Linked DNA regions of Homo sapiens: region 2 is linked to region 1. Evidence: read pairs that join two places in POLR2A ChIA-PET (ENCODE). Cell type or tissue: PC-9. All regions are shown on one strand. Links, peaks and the distances in the headings refer to the core of each region. The heading gives the core; the rest is flanking DNA. Region 1 has its middle 200 kb from the start of CASC17. Region 2 has its middle 31 kb from the start of CASC17.

Region 1 (6,389 bases), core at 767-5,766:
TTAAAAAGAACCCAATAGTTATTGGAGGGTTTATAGAAAAATAATAGTGATGGCATTAATAATTAATGGACATTTACTGAGTGCCTACTATGTGTCAAATAGCTCATCTTCACATTCTGCTAATCTTGACAATGGTCCAAAAATAGTTGTTTTTCTTACCATTTTATTAATGGGCAAAGCTAGACTCCCAAGCTAGTATTTAGCTATGTTGCTCAATCCCTACTTGAATGGAGAACTTGGATTAAAGCTCAGCTCAGTCTAACCCCAAAGTCATAGGTTTTTCTACCATGCCAATTCCCTCCTAAGAAATAGCCATATTGGAAACTTTGCCTGTCAAGTTTAAGTGGCACTTTGTTGAAACCCCCAAACCGAGTTGCAAATGTTTTGTGCTGAGAGAGCAAGACCAAGTCTTAGTTGATATCTCTAGGTTAGAAAATATATCTGAAAATCATTAGTAAGGTGCTAGCATTGGCATGAGAGAACAAAATCTTCCTTGGGACAAAGAAGCAGCTTTAAAAAATATCTAAACATTTGATCATAGTTAGAACATCTCAGTCTCTAAGGAGGATGACTGCCAACCTCTACCCCAGAACTAGGGTCGAGTTGCCAAGAAGCCAGCATCTTATTATGACAATTTTATTTTCCTGCATAGCTGCGTGGGCCTGACAGAATCATCCCATCACCACGTGACAAGTTGCCGGCAGAGACTTGTCTGGGAATCAGTTGCTGGGGGCTGCCAGCTGGCCTGGACAGGCTGAGCCGGAGAGGCAGATATAGAAGCAATTAAGGCACACATACACTCATGCACATGCGCTCTAGCGCGTGCGAACACACACACACAGACATCACTGCTACTACCAACCCACTCAAACACCTGTAGCTTCATTTGCAAATAATAAATTAATTAAAATGTTCTCATGGGAAAATGCCTTAGTGAAACCATAGGTTTATTGTAATGAAACTCAGCTTCCTGAGCTGCACTATAATAATACCAATCATAGCAGGAAGTGAAGTTATTGGTTGGTTGCTTTACATGTGCAGAGAAGGGTGATAGTTTTTATGAATGTTTTTCCCCTCCCTCTTTGCACTTGTGGTTTTTTGTTTGTTTGTTTTAATTAGTGACTATGGTCTTGTTCGGCTGCCCAGGCCGGAGTGCATTATTGCAGTCATAGTTCACTGTGGCCTCAAACTCCTGGGCTCAAGAGATCCTCCCACGTCAGCCTCCCAAGCAGCTGGGACTACAGCTGCATGCCACCACACCCAGCCAGTTTTGTATTTTTTGTAAAGACAGAGTCTCCCTATGTTTCCCAAGCTGGTCTCAAACTCCTGGGCTCAAGCGATCCTCCCACCTTGGCCTCCCAAAATGCTGGGATTACAAGCTTGAACAACCCCACCTGCACCAGCCCCAGTTTGGTTGACTAATGTCTGTTGAGAATATGGCCCAAACTTAAAGGAGAGGGAAAGTGAGAGAGAGTCTAACAGCAAAAGTCTTATTATTGACAGCAGTCCCTGTATTATAGCTAGTTTGTTCTTGAAATCAAAGCTAAAGCAAAAGTACACACTACAAGGCATGAGTTTCAAGGAATTAAAAAAAGAATACAATAATAAGTATTGGAAACTTTTAATGATGTACATAATTATAATTTTTCACATAATTATTTATTATCTGCACAAGCCACCATGTTGGAGTCAGAGAGTGGAAAATGGATATAAATATATTTATCTTTAACACCCTCTGGATTAACTGATGTTATTACAAGCATATAATCATACATATTAATTGCGATGTATACAATCTTTTAATAAAGATATGATTCAAGACCCCCTTTCCACGTCTCAGTGGTGCTACCAGATGTAGTTACTTAATAACCTGAATGTTAGTTCAAGTCTCATTGTTTCATTCATGTATTCATTCATTCACTTATCTACTCATTAATTTATTCATAAATATCCAGTTTCTTTCAGTTGTCCATAGTCCTACTTAAGGAGTTTATAGTCTCCAACAGGGTTTTCAACCTCTACAACATGGACATTTTAAACGTGATTATTCTTTCTTGGGGTCCAGGGTGAGGGGCCTGTCCTATGCACTGTAGGATGTTTATCAGCATCCCTGGCTATCACTCACTAGATGCCAGTATGATAACCCTGCCCCTCCCTGGTAGTGACACCGAAAAATATGTCTCTAGACATTTTCAAATCACCTTCAGTTGAGAATTATCAGCACTGAAGGCTTTACATGTCTTTCTAAATTCTTGAAGTTTCATGACTCTGTTCTTTCTCCACTATTCTCTAAACCCTGACTCGATCTGTAGAAAAACAAGCCTTCTATGGCCGGGTGTGGTGGCTCACGCCTTTAATCCCAGCACTTTGGGAGGCCGAGGCAGGAGGATCACAAGGTCAGGAGTTCGAGACCAGCCTGAACAACATGGTGAAATCCCGTCTCTACGAAAAATACAAAAAGTAGCTGGGCGTGGTAAATCGCGCCTGTAATCCCAGGCACTCAGGAGCCTGAGGCAGGAGAATCGTTGGAACCCGGGAGGCAGAGGTTGCAGTGAGCCGAGATTGCACCACTGCACTTCAATCTGGGCAACAGAGCAAGACTCCATCTCAAAAAAAAAAAAGAAAGAAAAGAAAAACAAGACTTCTAAGTTTGTGCTCTTCTCATTGCGTGTAGAATTAGTCCCCAACTGAGACAATTGACCATTGTTCCTTACAGTGGCTCAGGCACAAGTTTCAAACCCATCATATAACAGCATCAGGCTATGAATTTAGGAAATCTTTTCTATTTATTTATTTTTTTGAGACAGAGTCTTGCTCTGTCGCCCAGGCTGGAGTGCAGTGGTGCGATCTTGGCGCACTGCAAGCTCCGCCTCCTGGGTTCACGCCATTCTCTGGCCTCAGCCTCCCAAGTAGCTGGGACTACAGGTGCCCACCACCATGCCCGGTTAATTTTTGTATTTTTAGTAGAGACGGGGTTTCACTGTGTTAGCCAGGATGGTCTTGATCTCCTAACCTCGTGATCTGCCTGCCTCGGCCTCCCAAAATGCTGGGATTATAGGCGTGAGCCACCGTGGCCGGCCTGAATTTAGGAAATCTTAAGTCTCACATGCCAAGAAGATAGTGTGAAGAAAGGAAAGAAGTTAGAGGTTAAAGGTATGATGGGAGAGTAGAAAGATCATAAGACTTAAGCTTAAATCATATCCTGTCCACTTAGCTAATTGTATGTTATTTAAGCTAAGTTTTAGTTTCCTACTCTACAAAATAAGGAGACTATTGTCTATTATGCAGGATTTTCCCACACAATGGCAGAAAAGGAGTCCCCACTTAATGTTTTGTCCCCTTCATCTCCATTAATATAAATTCAGACTAAGGCCCTGAATTTTGTTTTTGAAAATTATGGAGGTATTTTTGAGTTTTTCTTACCTATGTATTTTTACCATTTGTGAAATGTGGGATGTACTTCCTAGTATAGGTCTTCACAAGAGACTCTGGTTTATCTCAGGAAAAGGTGAATGATAGTATCTTGTCAATCAGGGGCAATGAATCAGTGCTGACTTGCCCTGCATTTCTCAATCCAGCAGGTGCCTGGTGGAGCCACTGCGTCAGGATGCGGTTTGCTGTGTGGTCTCTGGAGTCAGGCCTCCCATCTATTACATTTGACTCAAATGGAGCCCGGATAGGACTCAGGGTCTTAATATTTGAGTCTCTTTACTGTACTGGAAAAACAGGTTCCAAAAATAGGGCTGTGAACTCTTTCACTGGGCAACCCTTTCTTTTTCTTAGGGAGTCCAAAATGCCTCAAATCAAAGTGGAGGCATTATCAGCCTCCTCCATGTGACTCTGATATATGGTCTTTTTGGAATCATAAGTGGTTTTTGTGGAAGTGTGACTTTATTTGAGTAAACAACTGAAAAGTTGGAACAACACAGCATGAAAGGATATTTATTTATTACGAAGAACAACAACAACAAAAACCCAAAACCTGTCATCTGACCTCAGAATAGCATTTTGCCCCTTGCGGTAGCAACAATGAATGCTTTGTTGGAAAATAGGGCATTTGTCTCTCTTGATGTGACCCTCAATTTATTAGATGCCCTCTGAACATATCTAATATTTTGTGTTTTCCTATTTTTAGGCTTAGAAATTTGTGCACTCAATTTTTCTTACACATTTTCCGTTGGTTCTACTCACAACTTTTACCTTTTCTTATTTGCTTCACTGTAACTTATTTTTATTGTCCTACATATTATGAAATAAACACTAGAGTGTAAGGAGGGGAAAGTGGAGAAGTATAAGAGTAGAAGAATTAACATTATTGCTCCCCAGCTTGTGGGAGAAGAGTTAAATGCTTTAGAAACATTATCTCATTTAAATTCAATAATAATTTGGGAAGGGAAGTATTATATCAATATTTTAAGAAAAAGAGGAAACTGAGGTCCAAGGAAATTAACTTAGAAAAAAAAAAAGTATTGAGTGATGGAGCTGAGTTTCGAAGTTAACTGATAAAACTCTAATGCTTTGTACCCTGTCGTGTTACCTACTAGAAGTGTCTCTGACACATTCTCTTCAATCTGCTTTGCAAATACATCCCATCAAACCAGAGATTGAGGGATTCATGTGGGATTTCCAGCTCACCTGGCAGAGTCTCAGTGAGTCTTTCTTTTCTTTCTTTTTCTTTTCTCTTTTCTTTCTCTTTCTTTCTTTCTTTTTTCTCTCTTTTTCTTTTTCTCTTCAGTCTTCTTTGCAAGCACATCCCATCAAACCAGAGATTGAGGGATTCATGTGGGATTTCCAGCTCACCTGGCAGAGTCTCAGTGAATCTCTTTTCTTTTCTTTTCCTTCCTTCCTTCTTTCCTTTCTTTTCTTTTCTTTTCTTTTCTTTTCTTTTCTTTTCTTTTCTTTTCTTTTCTTTTCTCTTCTCTTCTCTTTCTTCCTTCCTTCCTTTCTTTTCTTTCTTTCTTTCTCTCTTTCTTTCTTTCTTTCTTTCTTTCTCTTTCTTTTCTTTCTTTCCTTCTTTTCTCTCTCTCTTTCTCTCTTTCTTTTTCTTACATGGGTACTTGCTCTGTTACCCAAGCTAGAGTGCAATGGCCATAGCTCACTGCAGCCTCCACCACCCTGGCTCAAGCAATACTCCTGCATCAGCCTCTCAAGTAGCTGGGACCCCAAGTGCAGGCCACCACACTCAGCTACTTTTTGTATTTTTTTTAGAGACAGGGTCTCACTATGTTGCTCAGGCTGGTCTCAAACTCTTGGGCCCAAGTGATCCTCCTGCCTCGACCTCTCAAGCATTGGGATTACAGGTGGGAACCACTACCCTTGGCCCTCTCTCTGATTTCTAAGATGAGTCAAGGCCATTTTCCATGCTTGCTTCAAGTCTTGTTCTTGATGTAGACAGGACTTGGGAATGATTTGACCACATTTCCCTTTACTCTTTCAGCCCACTGAGCAATAGCTACACCAGAAGTAGCAGCAAATGAGAGCTTAGATTTTTCAAGGCTTATTAAAGAGCAGGCCTGTGCAAGTGCTATGCCTGCATTTTCCAAACTCACAGTAACCCTATGAGCTTACCGATCCTCATTATGCAAATTAGGAAGCTGAGGACTAGACAGGAGACTAGCGGGTTTAAGTTACTTGCCTGAGACTGCACAGCAGAGCTACGAGTCAAATCCAGCTGATCCCTGACAGCTACACTACCTAGAGAATTGACTCCACATGCTGACGGGGTTGAGCTGCAGATGTATTCTTTCCTTCAATCTGCCTCAGCACTGGATTTAATTTTCAGAAAATCCGAGCACCTGGGCCAGGAAAACACCCTGTGCTCACCACCACTGTTGTTTACTCAAGTCTCATTAAGTGCTGGGGGCAATAATGTGCTGGAGGCAGATCTCTTCAGTTCAGATAAGAGAATGGTTAGAGGGAGAAAGAAGCTGCCAATTCTCCAGGAGAGCCCCATCTTTGGCAGTTGCATCCCTTGGTGTTTATGTGAATTTAGAGGGCCAGGTTTTAATTTGACACTATCTTTGGGAGATCTAATTAGCAAGTCATGGGGTTTCCATCTGCTGATCCTCCCAGATAGTAAATGTGTATACCATAAACACTAGTAAGAAGACAGCAGTAAAGAAACCTTGGGAGGGTACATAAAGGTCCCGGGGCAAGAGTGCTGACTCAACCCAGATGAGTCAGGTGTGCCAGCAGAGGACACAGAGACCTGAACTTCCTTCTTCTGCACACGGTCTGGAGACCCAAGACGCAGATCCAAAAAAGAAAACAAGTAATGTTTGGCTATAGTTGGTATCATTGGTCCCAGTGGTCAATTATGCTAGAGATCTTGAGGGGGCTGAAATAAAGTATTTTTCTTCAACAGTGACTACTGATACAAATTTTATTAC
Region 2 (6,389 bases), core at 795-5,794, 170 kb after region 1:
TCTTTATCTCAGTGGGCTCATTTCTCAGGAAAACAGAAAGAAATGGTACAGAAGTGAACAGAAAACAGAGATGAATGAAAAATAGAGGTGAATGGTAAACAGCTGGGAAGGACAGTTCATGAGCATGTCACAGATATTTTTTGCTGAAACAGAATGAAATCTATGTTAGCTTGGGCTACTGAATCTCTTAGAAAAAGATGAGCAAGGCCGGGCGCGGTGGCTCACACCTATAATCCTATAATCCTATAATCCTAGCACTTTGGGAGGCCAAGGCCAGCGGATCACCTGAGGTCAGGAGTTTGAGACCAGCCTGACCAACATGGAGCAACCCCATCTACTAAAAATACAAAATTAGCCAGGTGTGGTGGCGCATGCCTGTGATCCCAGCCACTTGGGAAGTGAGGCAAGAGAATTTCTTGAATCCAGGAGGTGGAGGTCGCAGTGAACTGAGATCATGCTGTTGTACCCCAGCCTGGGCAACAAGAGCAAAAAAACTCCATCTAAACAAAAAAAAGAAAAGGAAAAGAAAAAGATGAGCAAAATGGTCAAAAGTAATTGCAGTTTATCTCTTCTGTATTATAAAACCTCCAAGTCCCCCAAAAGCTGCTTGATTCTAGGTATAAATCACTATATTAAATTGTAGAAATGTGTGTGTGTGTGAGTATACACATACTCGTCTTTCTCTATTGCTATATGTTTGTGTGCTATATGTAATTATATATTATGTTTACATTTATATTTATTCATTTTATACATTTTAAATTTTTTTTAAATTTTTGTGGGTACGCATTTATTCATTTTTAATATGAGTCACTTGGCCTACTTTTCAAGTTATACTTGATTTTAGCCTCCTGTATATCACAATAATACATTTAGCACTTTTTTCCTTTCTTTTTTTTGAGACAGAGTCTCATTCTGTTGCCCAGGCTGGAGTGCAATGGCATGATCTTGGCTCACTGCCACCTCCACCTCCCAGATTCAAGCAATTCTCCTGCCTCAGCCTCTCGAGTAGCTGGGATAACAGATGTCCACCACCAAGCCTGGCTAATTTTTGTATTTTTAGTAGAGATGGGGTTTCACCATATTGGCCAGACTGGTCTTGAACCCCTGACCGCAGATGATCCACCTACCTTGGTCTCCCAAAGTCCTGGGGTTGCATGCATGAGCCACCACGCCTTGCCCAGCACTTTTTTCAAGACTATTTTTAGAGCAGTTTTAGATTCACCTCAAAAGAAAGAGGAAAGTACAGAGATCTCCCATATGCTCCCTGCCCACTAATGTCAACATCCTGCACCAGTATTGTACATTTGTAGAATACTTGAAAGTTTAATATTAACTGTAGTAAATAGTTACAATTTATTTCTTATTCTTTATCCTTTTCTTCAAACTGGTAGAAGTGTTAGCTGCTTAAAGTAAATCAGTCTGAGGCAAAGAGGTTTTTAATAGAAGGCACAGAAGAGGAAGCAAAAAATGTTTTCACTATTCCTTCTAGTTGCTAGATAACTCAACATCAAACCTTATTCCATTTTTCAGAAACTGATTCCATCATCTAAATGGCTAGGTGAAGGCATGCCTATATTCATTGAGGAAGCCATACTTACATGTAGTTAAACGATTCTTTTGCCATTGTGATATAAAATAGCACTTAATATTCCTTTATAACATTCCCTTATTGCTGTTGGAGTTTGATAAATGGTAACACTTAAAAATTTGTCTTTCTTGTTTTTCTGTTCTAGCAACCTTAACCGTCTTGGGTCTCAAAGCTAATTCCTCTAGGATGTTTTTCTTCACCTTTATGATAGCTATAAGAGGATGCCAGATTTTTATGTTCGTTAGCCTCCCTGGGTTGTTTCTGCTCCTCAGAAAGGCCTTGATTTGCTACCTTTACCATGTGTGGATGTCCATAGAGAAAAATCATGTGTCTTTATTACATCCCACTGGAAGCTTCTTGAGATTCTGTCTCTTACTCTTCACCCAGAGACAGTCTGTACTGCACGAGCTCACAGGTCTCTTTATTAAGACAACATAAGAGGTGGCACTGACAGTTTTTCTCTTCCCCGTGAGTATGGCCGAAATCAAGACTAGAGACTGACAGCTCTTCTCACTGCTTGTGGTTCAACTTGAAACCACAAGGTTCAGAGGCACATGGTTTCCATTCAGTGTCTTTCTCCAGCTAACGCGAACCATTTGTTCAAGCAACTTTGGTGTCTGTTTGAGAACAAGAGATCTGCCTCGATACTCCCCAGACAGTCAAATAAATTCTCTTGGCTTCAAGACAAATTCAGAAAATTCCGCCCAACAATGACATGTGGTTCAGTTTTTCCGTTTATTTTTGCAACATATGAAGGAACGACCAATAGCGTCCTTGAAAAATCTGAAAATGCCAATCACAAAAGTGGCAAATTAGAGAACCGTTTATTATGGCAAGTTACTATATTACATTTAGAGAAAATGGGAATAAAATAATATGTCAAACAGGAAATAGAATTAGAGGCCTTCCAGAAGCAGAATACCTGTGACTGATATTTTTTCCCCTACTTTTAATTCTCCCATTTAGTTGCATTGAGGGTAAATGCGATTCATCGATTTTGAGGGGCAAGGGGAAATCTGAGAAAAGAGTATGTTATTATCTATTCATTTCCAAGATGTGTCTCATTAATCTTTTTACTGTCATGCTGCTGTTTGAAACAATCTATTTGCTTAATTCAAGCCTTTGTTCTGATAGGCCCAAAGCCCATGGCCATTACATTTTTTGCTTGAAACTATTGGGAATGGGAGAAAAGGTGATTGCGTTATAGTTGTAGTAAGACGTAAACATTTATTCCAAGGTATTTTACATTCTTTTTCCCTATTGTAGATTTAAAAGATGACATTTATAATTAGTTTTTTTGTTATTGATGTTGTTTTTAAGTATCATTTTAATCTTTTGACACTAAAAATAGCATGGGAAAATACCTAGGAATCAATAATGATAGCCAAATGTTCACATCCAAATGTGGGAATTTGGAATCGTTATTCAAAGATAAACACTTGCTCCACTAAAATATCAACCCAACAATCTAGATTTTAATCCCAACCACCACTCAATATAGCTGTAGTATGCTATGCTTTCACATTTAGTGTTTAATTCAACTCAGCAAGTATCTAATAGGCTCTTGCGGGAGACACAAAGGAAGTTGCTGTCTTAGTCCATTTTGTGCTGCTATAACAGAATACCACAGACTGGGTAATTTATAAAGACTAGAAATGAATTTGGCTCACGATTGTTTTCCTACAGGCTGGGAAAACCAAGAGCATGGTGCCAGCATATGGCCAAGGTCATCCCATGGCAAAGGGCAGAAAGTGAAAGCCAGCATGAGACAGAGGGAGCGAGCAGGAGAGAGAGAAAAGAAGGAATGGCGGGGACAAACTTTTTCTTTTATTAGGAGCTCCCTCCCGCAATAACTAACCTACTTCTGAAATGATGGCATTAATCCACTCATGACAGCAGAGCTCTCGTGGCCTAATCATTTCTTAAAGGATCCGCCTCCTAATACTGTTACATTGGCAATTAAATTTTAACATGATTTTTGGAGGGGACATTCAAACCATAGAAATGTCTTACTCTCTAAAGCCAGCAAATAGCATAAGTATGTAAACAGTGATCTATGTTGGAAACATTCTAAGTGTTTCCATTACAAATGTAATGGAAAACATGAAACACTTTGTCTTCACGGAAGAGGGGACATTTGAACTGAGACTTGGATGTAAAAGTTCTGGTGAGATAGTTACGGCAGAGTTGTTTTTTTTTTTTTTTTTAAGAATTTATAAAAATGAAGGATGTGTGACTTTCCTAAGACCACATAGGTCATTTGAAGACCTGGGCCAAGGTTAATGATAATTAGTGCTATCTCTGTCTTTACTTTCCCCACAATACTGATACAGTGTCAACAAATGCTGCATCATACTCATACTCCAGAAGCTAGACAGGCATTTGATTTAGAAGGTTAAGGCACAGGAGAAATCAATTTAAATTTGGATCAATGTTAACATTAGAGATGTTAAAGGGCAATTACGTCTTTATGGTTATGATTCAGTAAATATTCAACTGAAAATGCTTTTCTTTCTTTTCCTTTCTTTTTTATTGTGGTAAGAACACTCAACATGAGACCTACAGTCTTTACAGATTTTTAAATCTACAATACAGTATTGTTATCTATAAGCACAATGTTGTACAGCAGATCTTTTTTAAAAAAACAATTGACAGGCCTGGCATGGTGGCTCACGCCTATAATCCCAACATTTTGGGAGGCCAAGGCAGGTGGATCACCTGAGGTCAGGAGTTCAGGACCAGCCTGGCCAACATGGTGAAACCCCATCTCTACTAAAAATACAAAAACTAGCTGGGCATGGAAGCAGGCGCCTGTAATCCCAGCTACTTGTGAGGCTGAGGCGGGAGAGTCCCTTGAACCTGGGAGGCAGATGTTGCAGTGAGCCCAGATTGTGCCATTGCACTACAGCCTGGGCGACAAGAGCAAAACTCCATTTCAAAATTATTTAATTAATTAATTAAATAAAAATAAATTTTAAAAAATTGAAAAATTCGCATGATGTTTTTAATTATGAGTACATTGTGGAATGGCTCAGTTGGGCTAATTAACATGCATTACCTCACATTCTGACCATTTTTTATGGTGAGAACACCTAAAATCTGCTCTTAGCAATTTTCAAAATACATTGCATTGTTATTAACTATAGTCACCATGTTGTACAATAGACCTGTTAACATTATTCCTCCTATCTAACTGAAATGCATTTTTTGATACAGCAGATCATTAGAATGTATTCATCTTGCATGACTGACACTATATATCCCTTGATTAACGTTTCTCCATTTCCCTCTGCCCCCAATCTCTGGCAACCACAACTGTCTTCTTTGTTTCTATGAATTTGACTATTTTTGATACCTCATGTAAGTGGAATCCTGCAGTATTAGTCTTTGCATGACTTGCTTGTTTGACTTAGCATAATGCCCCCAAGCTTCATATTGTTGCCTGTATTAGTCTATTCTCACGCTGCTAATAAAGACGTACTCAAGACTGGGTAATTTATAAAGGAAAGAGGTTTAATTGACTCACAGTTTAGCTTGGCTGGGAGGCCTCAGGAAACTTACAATCATGGCAGGAGCAGAAGCAAACACATCCTTCACATGGTGGCAGGAAGAGGTTCAGAGCAAAGTGGTGGAAAAGCCCCTTATAAAACCATCAAATCTTGTGAGAACTCACTCACTATCATGAGAACAGCATGGAGGTAACCGCCCCCATGATTCAATTACCTCCCACCAGGTCCCTCCTACAACATGTGGAGATTATGAGAACTATAGTTCAAGATGAGATTTGGGTGGCGACACAGCCAAACCACATCCTGCATTTGTAGGATTTTCTTGTTGTTGTTGTTGTTGTTGTTTTAGGCTGATTAATCCATTGAATGTATTTTCGACATTTTTAAAAATCCATGAGCATTCCGGCAGTTTCCATAGCTTGGCTATTGTGATAGTGCTGCAATGAACATGTGACATCTTAGTTATGTGTATGTGTTTGTGTGTCTGTATGTGTCTGTGTGTGTGTGTATATATAAAATGAGAGAGAGAGAGAGAGTCATGTGTTGATTAATGAGAAAACTTCTAAGAGATGCATTGTTAGGTGATTTCATCATTGCATGACCATCATAGAGTGCACTTACACAAACCTAGGTGGTACAGCATGCTGCTCACCAAGGCTATATGGCTCACCCAAGGATATTGCTCCTGGGCTACAAACCTGTATAGCATGTTACTGTATTGAATACTGTAGGCATCTGTAACACAATGGCAAATAAATATATGTATATCTAAACATAGAAAAGATGGCATAATAGATTTAAATATGGCATAAAAGACTTAAAGAATTACTTACTTACCATGGATAGAGCTTGCCAGACTGAAAGTTATTCTGAGGAAGTCAGTGAGTGAGTGGTGAGTGAATATGAAGGCGTAGGACATTACAGTACACTACTGTAGCCTTTTTAAGCACTGTACACTTAGGCTACACAAAAAATAAAAATATGATGTTACGATGGCTACAACATCACTAGGGGATTGGAATTTTTTAGCTCTAACATAATCTTATGAAACCACCATTGTATATATGGTCCATCATTGACCAAAACATCATTATTCTGCATATGACTGTATATGTGTGGTGTGTGTGTGTGTAATTTTTTTAATTTACTAGGCAACTATTATAATTATAATTATTATAACTGCTTCACATATACTATGTCATTTAAAGTTCCATTACAGCTCTATGTGGATGATTTTTCCCATTTTACAGAGGGGAACTTAAGGCCCAGAGCTGCTAAGTAACTTGTTC

The links. Peaks named below come from ENCODE experiments on the same cell type or tissue, not always from the same donor. Only the 100,000 strongest peaks of a DNase experiment are listed, where the experiment ranks them.
Region 2: POLR2A ChIA-PET joins it to region 1 with 15 read pairs; 2 of 35 experiments call an interaction of 5 or more read pairs at or near these places.

The regions. Positions count from the first base shown.
Region 1 is chr17:71,402,505-71,408,893 of GRCh38, reverse strand. No RefSeq gene overlaps it. Among named protein-coding and RNA genes, the nearest start is that of CASC17, 200 kb to the right of the region's middle. In PC-9, for the core only: no CTCF peak of the experiment used is centred there; a DNase peak (open chromatin) is centred at 3,633; H3K27ac peaks cover 3,267 bases.
Region 2 is chr17:71,230,279-71,236,667 of GRCh38, reverse strand. No RefSeq gene overlaps it. Among named protein-coding and RNA genes, the nearest start is that of CASC17, 31 kb to the right of the region's middle. In PC-9, for the core only: no CTCF peak of the experiment used is centred there; no DNase peak of the experiment used is centred there.